Linked DNA regions of Homo sapiens: region 1 is linked to region 2. Evidence: chromatin contacts called from ENCODE POLR2A ChIA-PET data. All regions are on one chromosome and are shown on one strand. The core of a region is the stretch at or near the end of the contact, and the rest is flanking DNA. Distances in the headings are between cores, read along the strand shown.

Region 1 (6,659 bases), core at 2,642-5,141, 150 kb after region 2:
GAGGCTCCCGAGCTGTCCGGCCTCAGCGGCTGGAGCCTCTTGGGACCCACAGATCTGCCAAGGCAGTGAGCAAACTCGGCAGACGTGTTCTCATGGAGATAAATGGCCTGGAAGGAAGCCTCCTGGGACTGTGTTCCCTGCACGGTCGGCTGCGGGTGGGGACAGGCCAGGTTTTCTCTCCTCGTCAGGCTGCAATGCTTCCCGCTGTCCTGGGATGCGAGGACATGGGAGAGCGCTGGCCTCTCCTGGGGGATTCTGGGGCGGTGGCCACGCATGCCTGAGCAGCAGCCAGGCCCCCTTCCTGAGCTTCAGCCTCTGTGTCCACGAAGCAGGATCTAAGGTCCCACCTCTGAGGCTGTGGGAGGATTAAACGGTGGCCCAGCATGGAGCACAGCTCATCCCCTGCAGGGCCCTTATGCGAAAGCATCACGTGGCCACAACAACAGCGAGGTGCATCTCACGGAGCATAACCAGGGGGACCGCCAGGCACCCAGGCCTCCTCCTTAGGACCGGCAGATATGACCCAAGCCTCTGTGCAACTGCCAGAGGCCCGGCTGATGGGGGGCCCTGCTGATGGGGGGCCTGACAGGGGGCCCAGCTGACGGGGGGCCCAGCTGACGGAGGACCCAGCTGATGGGGGCCCGGCTGATGGGGGGCTGGCTGACGGAGGACCCAGCTGATGGGGGGCCCGGCTGACGGGGGCCCGGCTGACGGGGGCCCGGCTGACGGGGGGCCCGGCTGACGGGGGGTCCGGCTGATGGGGGTCCGGCTGACGGGGGGCCCGGCTGACGGGGGGCCCGGCTGACGGGGGGCCCGGCTGATGGGGAGGCCCGGCTGATGGGGAGGCCCGGCTGATGGGGGACCCGGCTGATGGGGGGCCCGGCTAATGGGGGGGCCCGGCTAATGGGGGGCCCGGCTGATGGGGGACCCGGCTGATGGGGAGGCCCGGCTGATGGGGAGGCCCGGCTGATGGGGGACCCGGCTGATGGGGGGGCCCGGCTGATGGGGGGGCCCGGCTGATGGGGGGCCCGGCTGATGGGGGGCCCGGCTGATGGGGACCCGGCTGATGGGGGGCCGGGAAGACAACGGGCTGCTGCGTCATGTGGAATCAAGGTGGGTGTCCTGGGCCAGACGAAGCTTTCAGGGAGGGGCTTGCTCCCAGCCTCCTCCTAGAGAAGCAGGATGGCCACGGCCTGGGGAGTCCCCCTTCACCCTGACCTCCCGCTCCCCCGGGGCAGGGCCTCAGGAAGACCCTCGAAGGCCTGTGGCACCCTGGAGTCTGCGCAGAGCCTTCCAGAGGCTGGGCCCCAGATGCTCCCTCGAGGGAGGACCCCTCGGGTGGGAGGCTCCTGGGAGGAGGCGAGGGCAGCCCTGTTTATGTGCAGCTTACAGGCAGGCATGCACTGTCTGCTGGTCCCTCCCTACTCAGCCCCTTGGCCACATTTCCTGCACAGTGCACGAGCTGGGCACCGAGGCACAGACCTACCCAGTGCAGGGCGAGCAGCCCGGAGCCGAGTCGGATGGCGCCCTACAGCACAGCCAGTGGCCGCTCAGGTAGGCGGACGGGTGGTAGACGGTGAGGCGCTTCTGGTTGCACTGGCTCACTTTGGTGAGAATGTCGATCCAGTCCTTGGCCTCCACGCAGTTGTTGGCCTGGATGTACAGCGCACGCTCTGGCTGGATGACCTGGAACATCTGAGGACACAGGTGGGCTCAGGACAGCGCACATGAGGTCTCGTGGCTGAGCACGTGCAAGAGTCCACCAGGCACCTGGCCGTCCTCGCCGGAGTCGTAAGAGGGGACGCTGAGGGTGCACAGGCCCAAAAGTCCTGGAGCTCTAAGCCCCAGAAGAGGCCAAGGCCAGGGGGTGCATGGAGCTCTCTGCCACCCTAAAACCTGACAGCTGGGGCCGTGGGGAATGGAGGTGAGAACTGGTGCAGCTGGAGATGTGGCCAGGTGGCCAGGAACAGCTTGGCCAAGGCCCTTTATGTCCTGGAGCCTTGGAGGTCTCCATTCAAGACAAAAGAGGGGCCCTGTGGCCTCCCCACAAGGCCCTCCTGCAGCTGACTGCAGGCATCCCATCCACGTGGTGCTCGTGCTGTGTCAGCCCAGGTGGCCCGGCCTGCTCAGCTCCTTCCCCAACTGACCAGCCCAGGATTCTTCCTCCTCCTCCCAGCTGGGGTTAGGGGGCTGCTTCCTCTTGAAGCGTCTCGGGGCAGCAACAACCTTTACCATTTATTACTCATTCAACAAACATGACTGAGCACCAGCACTCTCCTATGTCCCGGAGACAAAGCCTGGCATAGAGTTTCTACTGAACCTGCAGCCACCAAGAAAGACTAAACGAGGGCAGGTGTCAGCAGAAGCTGGAAGTGAGCAGTCCTGGTGCTGTAGTCGGCGTTGACTCAAAGTTAGTTAAGCAGGGGGTGGGGGCAAAGGGTGTCAAAGGCAGAAGAAATGGGAGGCACAAAGGTCCTGGGGCAGGTGGGACAGGGGTCCTGTGATTGGAGGGACAGGTCTCCCGGGGCAGGAGTGACAGAAGCCTTAGGATTAGAGGGACGGGGGTGCTGGGGCAGGGGGGACAGATATCCTAGGATTGGAGGTCAGAAGCTCCCAGAAGGAGCCGGCTCTGTTGCACACAGAAGACAGGTTTTCTGAGTAGGAGACTGACTGGAGGTTGGGAGGGCTCTCATGTGGGACTTGCCCTTAAGTCAGGAGTCAGGGGGACAGTGGCCTTCTCTAGGGGACGGGCCTTCTGCACTCATCTGGGGAGGATTTGGGCTCCAGGTTTCTGGTGAACAGCTGAGGTCTTATTTACAGAGGCCAGGAGCCTCCCGCCTTGCACCCGGCACATGTGTATAGGTCTCGGACTGGACGCCCCCGTGCATGGCTGTGATCCCCCATGGAGGGCGTCCTGGCCATCATCCCAGGCTCGGCCCTGCCACCAGGAGCAGCCTTCAGAAAGGTCTCCCCAGCTGGTGAGAGCCTGGCCTGGCAGTGGCCTCAGGGGAATCGGGCTCTGAGGAAGTCAGTGGGAATGAACAGCTGGGAACAGGCGGCTGAAACTAGGGAATTATTGGGAATCTATGTGAAGGGCTGGAGGTGCTTCCAGGACATGTCCACACTGCTTCCTTCGAGGGACGGTCTCAGGGCCAGGTTCCGGCCATCCCCCTCAGTCAGCAGGCATTGAGCCCACACCCTCCTCTTCCCATCTCCCCCTCTTCCCAACCCTTCTCTTCCCAGCCCTCCTCTTCCCAGCCCTCCTCTTCCCATGCCCTCCTCTTCAAATTACTCTCCAAACTTATGCCTTTTGCAGGATCTGTCTGGACTGCCTGTGAATAACATGCTAGTAAAATTCTGCCAATGGTAAGGAACATGCGTCAACTTTGGCACGAGGCCCAGGGACTGTGCCTTCCCTGCAACTGTTCTATGACCCTCATGCTGCAGTCGGGGCACAGAAGGCTTGTCCCAGCCAGCATGTGTCAGGGTACGGGGTCAGCCTCAGGATGGCACGGACGGCGGGGTCACTGGCTGAAGGGGCACTGAGTCACCAGGGAGAACGTGGCCAGCGGCCGACTCTGGGAGGCCACCACACAATGGTGACGCCACGGACACCTCTAGGGGATTCCCGCCAGAAATGCATCATCAGAACCTGCCACGTCGGCACATCCGACAAACCCACAGGGAGGGATGTCCAGAAAACCGAAGGCCTGCACGCCTCAAAGATGCCAAGGCCACCACACACAAAGAAAGGCTGGGAGTGTCCAGTGGGCCAGACGGAGGGGGCAGCAGAATGCAGCGCAGACTGGATCCAGAGGGGAAGGAACCACAGCCGGAAGAACGGGACTGGACAGCGGCAAACTCGAATGTGGTCGCGCCGGCGACGTGCGATGGTGGCTGCTGTGGTTTTGGGGACTGCACGGTGGGAAACACACTTGGAAGTGTTGATACATTCAGAAAAGCACGGGCGGGACCGTGAAGGGAGAAGGAACAAGTGTGACTGGGGAACGAGGCGACATGTGGGTCCGGGTCAAGCGTGACCGGGGAACGAGGCCACACGTGGGCCCGGGTCAAGCGTGACCGGGGAACGAGGCCACACACGGGTCTGGGTCAAGGGTGTGTGGAAAGTACTTGTTCTACTCGTGCAACTTCTATAAATTCAAAATTATATCAAAATAAAAAAGCTTCCAAAAGGAATTCCAGACGGTCCCAAGCCTGCTTCTGGGATGTCTTTGACAGAGGGCCCCTTGACATTGGGGACCCTGCGGGGGACGCCACCTGAAGCAGCTCAGGCCCCACCTTCCGGCAGGTTCCACCCCACCCCGGTGACCCCGGGCACAGAGAGTGTGGCTGCTTTGATGCGAGATTCCGACACAAACTCACCAGCACCTGGTGAACAACCCGAGTAACACGAAGACTCTGAGAAGCCTGGAGTGCAGTGGGTGGGGAAGGGTGAGCCCAGGGCCAGGTACGGGAAGAGAGCAGAGAAAACCTGGCCAGGCCTCAACCCGAAAGAGAGGCTTGGGGGCCCCACACTCACGTTTTTCATTTTGAAAGACTCCTCCTCCAGCTTCTCCACTGCCAGGATGTTCTCGATGGGAATGCTGTAGAGAGGCTGGTCCCCTGCAGCAGAGATGGACTGTCAGTGGGTGCGGGCCCCGCTGTCCCGGCTGGGGTCCGGGTGGGGCTGAGGGGTCTCTGCCGGGGGGTCTCCCAGGGGGTCTTTACCGGGGGGTCTCTGCCAGGGGGTCTCTACCGGGGGGTCTCTGCCAGGGGGTCTCTGCCAGGGGGTCTCTACCGGGGGTCTCTGCTGGGGGGGTCTCTGCCAGGGGGTCTCTGCCAGGGGTCTCTACCGGGGGTCTCTACCGGGGGGGGTCTCTGCCAGGGGGTCTCTGCTGGGGGGTCTCTGCTGGGGGGGGGTCTCTGCTGGGGGGGTCTCTGTCAGGGGATCTCTACCGGGGGGTCTCTGCTGGAGGGTCTCTGCTAGAGGGTCTCTGCTGGGGGGTTCTCTGCTGGGGGGGGGTCTCTGCCAGGAGGGTCTCTGCTGGGCGGTCTCTGTTGGGGTGGTCTCTGCCAGGAGGGTCTCTGCTGGGGGGGGTCTCTGTTGGGGGTGTCTCTGCTGGGGGTCTCTGCCAGCTGGGGGTCTCTGCTGGGGTGCCCTGGGCCGGAGGAGGTGCCCCATGTTCATCTCCTTGGGGATGATGGCTGAATCACTGACAGGCTGCAGGTGCGGGGGCTGAGGAAGCCTGGGACCCACCTGGCCCTGCCATGCACCCAGGCTGGGCCCAATGCTCGCATCCTCACAGCTGCCGTGGCCTCAGGCTCTGTCCCCAGAACATGTTCCCGTTCTGGGACATGAACATGGGAGAAACTGCTAGATATTTCCTAATCTAGATCTGAGCCAGCAGATCTGACAGCGAGGGGCAGGAGGTGGTGGGAAGCCCCGTCTACCTCGGCGGAGCGGCACCCTGGCCATGACGAGGCGACCAGAGGAGGAAGGGACGTGGACAGAAAAGCACCTTACTGATGTGGTCAGCTCTGCGTTTACTGGTTCTCTGGGGAAGCAGATTTCCCTCACTTTCCAGCAGCAGGTCTGAAAGACCCCTTCAGGGATCTTTGAAGGGAGAACCAGAAGCAGAGGGCTCTGGGTCACCGCGGCCCCGGGCTCTGCCCGCAGCACTGAATCCTTCCTCCCCTCAGCTCTCCCCCTGAAAAAGCAGACTCAGTCCCAGGGCCCAGCACGCTCCAGCAAGAGCCAGGGAAAGCGACCTTGCTCCTTACCTTTGCTTTTGTGGTAGGTAAATTCATGGTTGGTCAAGCGAAACCATCTCTTCTTAAAATTCTTCATCCCAAAGCGCTTCCGTCCTTGGGCCCTCTTGATCATGAACCTGTGTGAAGAGCACACAGGGCCGGGGTCCGGGCCTCAGCTGCCTCCCTGCACAGGTGAAAAACCACACCCCCCACTTTCTGCGTTCTGAGACCTGAGGCAGGCAGTGGATTTTCAATATCTTATCATTTTACTCCGAGTGATGAGATTAAAATTGGAAGGCAATGCCTCTCCTTTGAAAAGTTGAGCGCTGACTGCTTTGAGTCACCAGTTGGTGATGGCACCAGGTTTTAGGAGATCTCCAACCCTCCTGCCTCCCACACTGAACTTTCAACAGTGGTGCTGCCACTGGAAATGCCAATGCGATGCTCCCACGGCGGACCTGCGGCCGTGGGCTCAGGGTCAGGGAGGGCAGCGGACGCCCACACAACACGGAGGACCTGCGGCCGCGGACCTGGGATCAGGGTGGGCAGTGGACGCCCACACAACATGGAGGACCCGCGGCCGCGGGCTCGGGGTCAGGGCGGGCAGTGGACGCTCACACACAGAGGACCTACGGCCGCGGGCTCGGGGTCAGGGTGGGCAGTGGACACTCACGCAACATGGAGGACCTACAGGCGCGGGCTCGGGGTCAGGGCAGGCAGTGGACGCTCACACACAGAGGACCTACAGCCGCGGGCTCAGGGTCAGGGCGGACAGTGGATGCCCACACAACACAGAGGACCTACGGCCACAGGCTCGGGGTCAGGGCGGGCAGTGGATGCCCACACAACACGGAGGACCTGCGGCCGTGGGCTCGGGGTCAGGGCAGGCAGCGGACGCTCACACACGG
Region 2 (6,400 bases), core at 569-3,068:
CACCTCAGTTTCCTCCGTCTGCCTCACAGTTTCCTCTATAAGCCTCAGTTTCCTCAGTACACCCCACAGTTTCCTCCCTACACCTCCGTTTGCTTGTTTTGCACAAATGACTGACAACAGAACACTTGTGGGTGTGGACGGAGCTCGCGTCTCGAAGTGTTTCTAAGATGCTATTTTCAGCAGGTCACTATAAACGCTTTCTACTCTGAAGCACACAGGGGCTGGGGCTGGCCTTCGGAGTTACGAGGAAACGAGGACCAGGACCAGGGATTCTGCATCAGCACAGCCGCCAGGAGCCGGCCGGGGCCCCATCCCTGACACTGCTGTCGCCCGGCTGTACCTGGGTGCTGTGTCCGCGGGGCGTCTGGAGACGTCGATGTGGTCATAGCAGGGCCTGGAACGGGGAGGTCTGGCCTGAACTAGAGAAATGAGGGGCGTATCCGCTTCTCCACCCTGGCCTCAGATGAAGAGGCTCTGGGGGCAGGAGGGAGTCAGACACGTGCAGGGCAGGCGGCCTGTGCAGGGCCCAACCCTCCGGCACCAGAACCTGACCTCCTCAGAGGCCCCCACCATGGAGGGATGTCTGGGGGATGCTGTGCGCTGCCGCTACGATGTTTGGTTAGAGATTAAAGCCATTTCAGAAGTGGACACCTGCCCATGTGATGCAAAGGGCTGGGAACCCGGTCTTGACTTTGCCTGGAATGCCTTTCGGAAAGACCTCTGTCCCTGAGGCTGAGGGACAGTGCCTGCTCCTGCCAGGTGCCCAGCTCTTAAGCGGTCCCCAGACTCATGCCACCTGCCCCGGGGCCTCCCCCAACTCATTTGTTTATTTCCCTGTTGGGAATGTATTGATACCTCTAGGATGCAAGGACGGAACCACACCTGAGGGGTGGACAGTCAGCCGGTGCCCAGCAAATATCTGTGGAATTTCCTCCACACAACAGGGAAAGCGATGGAGACAGAAACCTCTGCAGGCCCCCGAGGGCACCCACTTCCCTGACCCCGTCCACCTCCCTGACCCCCGCCCACCTCCCTGATCCCCATCCCGCAAGCTGGGCCTAGGGTATCGGTGGCCTGGCTGGTCATGCCCTGGGCGCCAGCGCCTGTTCAGGAGGTGAAGGGTTTATCTCAGCTTGGCCCATGACTGCGTTGAAGGACAGGAGGGAGCGGCTGTGGCTGTGGCTGGAATCTGAAGCCGGTGCGGGCGGCCAGGGCCTTTCCCTGGGTGGTGACGAGCGAGGACCAGAGCCCTGTCTGCCCGAGGGAAGGGCGAGGGGACACTCCCCGTGGCGGGGGTGGGATCCCGGTAGCCGGGGCTCAGTGACCGCTGCCTGGGCCACCGCCTGTGGGGACCTGACCTTCCTGGGGAAACCCATGGGTCAAAGGAGCCGAGAAATCCAAGCACCAAGTGGCCGCTATGGCAGGACGGGCGCGTTCGCAGTGGAGAAGCTGGGTGTGTCCGTGGGAAAGGAAAGAAATGGAAGCAGAGGCTCTTCAGGGGCACCTGGGAACGCAGCCTACACTCTTCCCAGGCCTCCTCCCTCCGTCCACTGTGCCGCCTGGGTCCTGGGACAGCCTGAGGGCCGCAGGCTCCCATGCAAGGCCCGCTGGGGGCCTGCTTGTCTGGGGCTGAATTTGGACTTTATGGGGCTATGGCTTTAATTTCACAATGACCGATAACCAGTGAACTGAAGCCAGGACAGCACCGTGAGCACCAAGTCAGAGAATTTTCACGAGGGAACCAATGAACAGGAACAGAGTGTGAGGCTGCCCCAGCTGCATCCTCCGGGAGGCGCCTTCCCAAGGGAGTGCAAGGCTGCCTGCTGTGGCCAGGCCACCAAAGCACCTTCTTCACCGCCAGGCATCTTTTGAGGCACGCGAACATCAGAGGCCCCAGCCACGTGCTCTGGAGGAGAAGCTGAGAGCCCCAGGCCACAGGCAGGGCAGCCTCTGAGGGCCGGCTCAGGGAGAGTGGCCGGAGCTTCTGGCCTGGGGCAGGTGGACCCGTTAGAAACTGCATGTGTTGCCTCTGGCACCAGCCACAGCAAGAGATTCTCTTCCTATCACACAGGGAACAAACTCAAGGATCTTGACCTTGCCCTCCTCTCCCCAGCTGGCCGCACTTGGGGACGCTGATGCCACAAAGGAAATAACCAAAACAAGATAACTCTATTGGGCGGCGGGAACAGAAAGGAACATGTAGCAATCACTCCTCTTCATCCATGCAAGGAAGCGAGGCGACGCCTTGAAAAGGACGGCCTTCTTTGCTGCAAATAGCCAGAAGTGAACTGAGCAAAGGAAGCACGGGACGCACAGGAAGAAAAGTGCTCCAAGGGACGGACAGGACGGTGCCGGGGTTAGGAAAGCGCAACACTGTTCAGACACAGTCTCCGATATATGAATGGCAAGCCCAGTTAAAAATATCTAAAGGGCTTTTTTAGGTTTTTAAGAATATTTTTAAGGTTTAGTTTTATTAAAAAATAAGCAAGACAACCAGAAAAAAGACTGAGGAGGGCATAGGAGACCCACCCGCGTGCATGAGGCCGAGTCTAAAGCTGTGGCCACGGCCTGTGGAAACCCGGCAGAAAATCTCCCAAATACCCAGCATATGAGGACGGCAGCAGGTGAGGCACTGGGGTGAGACAGACTCAAATGTGTGGTGTTGGGGCAGGAACTGAGCCTGCAGTCTAGATCCCCACCTCATCCATCACGTCAAAAGAAATTACGGGCGGGTCACAGATGAAAACACCTAACAGCAGGTAACTGTTTTGTAATCTTGGGGAGAAGCCTAAAGCCCAGGAACTAAGAGAGTATAACAAGTGTGAATACAGAATTTAAAAGAAGAGACTGGTTTAGCAATCACTAAGATAAAACACGCGTGACAGGATCTGCTTGTCTCCTCTGAGCACGCAGGAGCCTCTGCCCCAAATGCAGACATTGGGCCCTACGTGGCACCTGGCTACTGTGCATGGTTGCAGGTCAGGGCAGGCCGGGCCACAGGGCAGGGCCACCCTCCCATTCCCATGTTTACACTGAGCATTTCCTCTGCCTGTGTCTCTTGGGCTGGGGTCTGTGATACAAGTCCGGGAGGCCAGAGACGCCCACGGACAGTGCGTGGGGCTTGGGGAGCGGGACTGAGCCACCTCTGACTCCTTCTGCTGACTGGGATCCAGCTCCAAAGCCATGCCTGGGAAGAGACTCCTGCCTCTCCCAGGATGACTCCGTCCCGCCACGCCTCTGCTCTCAGCGCCCACAGGGACTCACCAAGCTGGACTTTCATCTAAAACTAGACACACGTGACGCCAGCGGACCACAGACCCAGTGCAAGGGGAGCTGTGTGGGTTGTGCTGAAGGTATGTTAAAATTCATACAGGACACCCAAAACAATCAATCTTATTGCATGATAATTTTAAAATAATAAAAAAGACTTGTGGCAAGCTGAAAAAATTTTTGATAACTTTACTACCAATGGCTAATGTGCAAACTCCTACAAATTGAGAAAAACAGGCAAAAAATATAAACAACAGTTTATAGGAAAAGAAATACACAGTTTTTAAACCTATGAAGGACAGCTTTACTCATTAGTTAAAAAAAAAAAAAAAAACCTGAAATGACTGATGTCATTTCTCGCCTGTTACATTGGAAGAGATCAAAAGTTTAAAAAAACAGTTCATTCACCCCTGCAGGGGCGGAGGCTAAGGCTGGCTCTGGGATAATTTGGCAGTATCTGTATCCAAAGGAAACATGAGGACTGCCTCTGCGATTCCATCCTTGGGAACGCATCCCGCAGACACTCAGACGTGTGGGAGGCAACAGGTGCATGAGGATGTCACGCCAGTTTTGTTTAAATGATGGAAATTGGAAATAACCTGGACATCAGCCAATATGCATGGGCTAAGTTCATATGATGCACCGGCTGGAAATGCCAGCGTGAAGGTGAGACACGCTAAGAGAGGGTCTCCTGTGCAGACAGAGTTGCAGAGGCACGGGACAGACCGTGTGTGCTAAGCCGCCACGCGTGTGAAGAGCGGAAGGCCGCTCACACATGTTTACATGTCTAAGCACAAGATTCTTGGAACTGTAACTACGGTGGTGTCTGACTGGACGACTCAGAGGCGGGGATGGGCTTTCACATCACACTCTGTGAAACATTTACATTTTGTTCCATGTGCATTTATTGCCTATTGCTAAAAACGTCAAAATTTACTTGTTTAAAAAAGAAAGTTTGGCGAAAAGGGAGCAGGCCTCGGCAAGGGACCACAGCTCCTTAAAAAACAGAACTATTCAGGGCCCTCCACAAACCACAGCCAAGCCTAAAGCCGCCCAAACCCACAGTGCTCCCAGGAAGGCGCAAAGGAGGCCGACTTACTTTGCACGCAGGTGGCGAAGCCTGAGTTTTTGGTGTACGGAGACCCATACTTGTTGATGCAGTCTGCAGGAAGAAAGGGAATGGATGTCAGTCATCCTTACAAGACCGGATGGACTGCAGAGCCTCTGCTTCTGAGACGCTCTGGAGAGGCAGTTACTCTGCTTACCTGGGGTGCTATCATCCTCCAGAAACAATGCCGCTTAGCTTGTGTTAATAAAAAACATGTTAGCCCCAACCCTGACAAACAGGAAACCACCTCCACCAACTCAGCGGAGTTGTGCACCCACAGTCAAGTGCGTAAAGCACCGCCCGCCGTTTCGAGGGGGCTCCTCCTGCCATACGGGAGAATCACCGGGAATGCTCAGTAAGTTCCTGACGGTACTCGAAAAGCTAAACTTCATTTTCCAGTGGACCCCCATTGGGAAACGCTGTGCTTAACTGGAAAGCCACTCTGCTTTGGAGAAAGCCCCTCCATGCTCTCTGGCTGGCTGAACACAGCTTGACAGCAGACATCCCGCTAGGGCGGCGGGGGGAGGCGAGGCCTGGCACATGCACATCCAGGGATAACCCGAAGCGTGAGGTTGTGCAGAACGGTGCGGGGCCTCTCGACCTGGCCCTTCAGTGGGTTACTGTTGCTTATCCAGGCGCAGAACGGCACGGATGAACAGCGGAAGGCCTCCTGCAGGTGTGCTGTGGACCGCTGGCCACCCCCTGCTTCAGAACTCAGTCCTCGCTGGTGCCTGGGCTTTCTGGGCCAGTGCCAGACCCACTGTGTTTGTTCCAGATATGGACCCAGGGAAGGACCCTTTAAGAGGACATTTACTAAAATGCACTTTGCAACATTAAAAAGAAGACCCTGGAATACATTTCTCTCCTTCTAAGTGAAATGCTCTCAAAGAGCTCTAAGATGGTGTCAGTTAAACGGGCTGACCCGGGGTCTCTGGGTTTCACTTTCTTGCTGTCCTCCCTTCCCAAGTGTACAGTGGGGGTCTCCAGAGGCCGCCCCACATGCACCAGCTGCTCTGATGGCTGAGATAACGTCTGGCATTCCCGTTCTTCAAATTAAACAGAAACACTATTCAGTGTTTTCGGTTTTAATTAAGAATACGGTAAATATCAGTCAATACAGCCCACATGAACATGGACCCCTTTGGGGTCCTCAATGACTTCAGAAGTGATTAGTGCTGAGGTCAGAAAACCGGAGGACAAAATCAATTACACGTCCTGACAAGGAGCTGAGCCTGGCATCAACTCAGAGAAGGGGTTTGCAGATAACAGCATTCACCTGAGGTTCCACTAACACGGAATAAAGCTGTGGTATAAAATAAAGAGAGAAACTTGTGTTTCTGACCTGCATGTTCCGGACAGTTCCACGTGCACCATGTGATTAAGAATCTTCCTTCCAAGAGTTACGTGGTGAGGAGATTCCTCCAACATGAAACACGCACCCCCAACTATGCCTCTACGACAACCAGAGTAGAGAAGTAATTGAGACTTACCTAAGTATCTTGGGTAAAAATAATCCTGTGGAAAAAGAAAAAGAAAAGGCAAGCATTGACCGGCACACTACGAGGGTCTCTGAACAACATAAGCATCAGCTGGTTAATCAGAGGCTGCTCTCGGGGCAGCCAGAGGGCCGCCCCACCCGGGGAACTGAGGGGAAGTGACCGGGGCACGACTGCTGTGAGACCAACAAGCAAAGGCAGGGCCATTTCCAGCTGCGTAGGAAGTGCTACCAGGTGTGTCCAGGGGAGAGGCCTGCCCAGGAGGACAAGAATGCTTCCAAGTAAAACCCCACTCTTAGTTCCCTGTTGACATAAGGGTCTCTAAAACCCAAAGACCTTAGTTCCCTGTTGACACAAAGGTCTCTCAAAACCCCAAAGACCTTTCTTTTGGCACACGGGCATTGATTTGCACTTATAGTATTGGTGAAACAAAATTGGTACTGGGTGAGGATGGAGGCTGTAATGAAGGGTCTTCTTATCCATGAAAGCGCACTGACGAGGTCCACATTCGACACAAGTGAGCTGT

What was found. ChIA-PET counts read pairs that join two places held with the same protein, here RNA polymerase II (POLR2A).
Region 1: POLR2A ChIA-PET joins it to region 2 with 14 read pairs in Panc1. The contact joins two enhancer-like sites. POLR2A ChIA-PET finds 5 or more read pairs at or near these places in 2 of 52 experiments (Panc1 and naive thymus-derived CD4-positive, alpha-beta T cell).

Annotation. Positions count from the first base shown.
Region 1 is chr13:113,995,045-114,001,703 of GRCh38, forward strand. It overlaps RASA3 (RAS p21 protein activator 3), which reads right to left. Exons shown (of 24, transcript NM_007368.4): 19 at 5,782-5,888; 20 at 4,541-4,623; 21 at 1,487-1,695. Among named protein-coding and RNA genes, the nearest start is that of C13orf46, 24 kb to the left of the region's middle. Within about 2 kb of position 3,892, at least 13 of the 41 ENCODE cell types and tissues checked have a DNase peak (open chromatin) inside an H3K27ac peak, as active enhancers do.
Region 2 is chr13:113,842,158-113,848,557 of GRCh38, forward strand. GAS6 (growth arrest specific 6) reads right to left here. Exons shown (of 15, transcript NM_000820.4): 3 at 5,869-5,893; 4 at 4,370-4,432. It overlaps GAS6-AS1 (GAS6 antisense RNA 1), which reads left to right. Exons shown (of 5, transcript NR_044995.2): 5 at 212-684. Among named protein-coding and RNA genes, the nearest start is that of GAS6, 19 kb to the right of the region's middle. RefSeq lists an enhancer at 6,317-6,400. Within about 2 kb of position 1,819, at least 7 of the 41 ENCODE cell types and tissues checked have a DNase peak (open chromatin) inside an H3K27ac peak, as active enhancers do.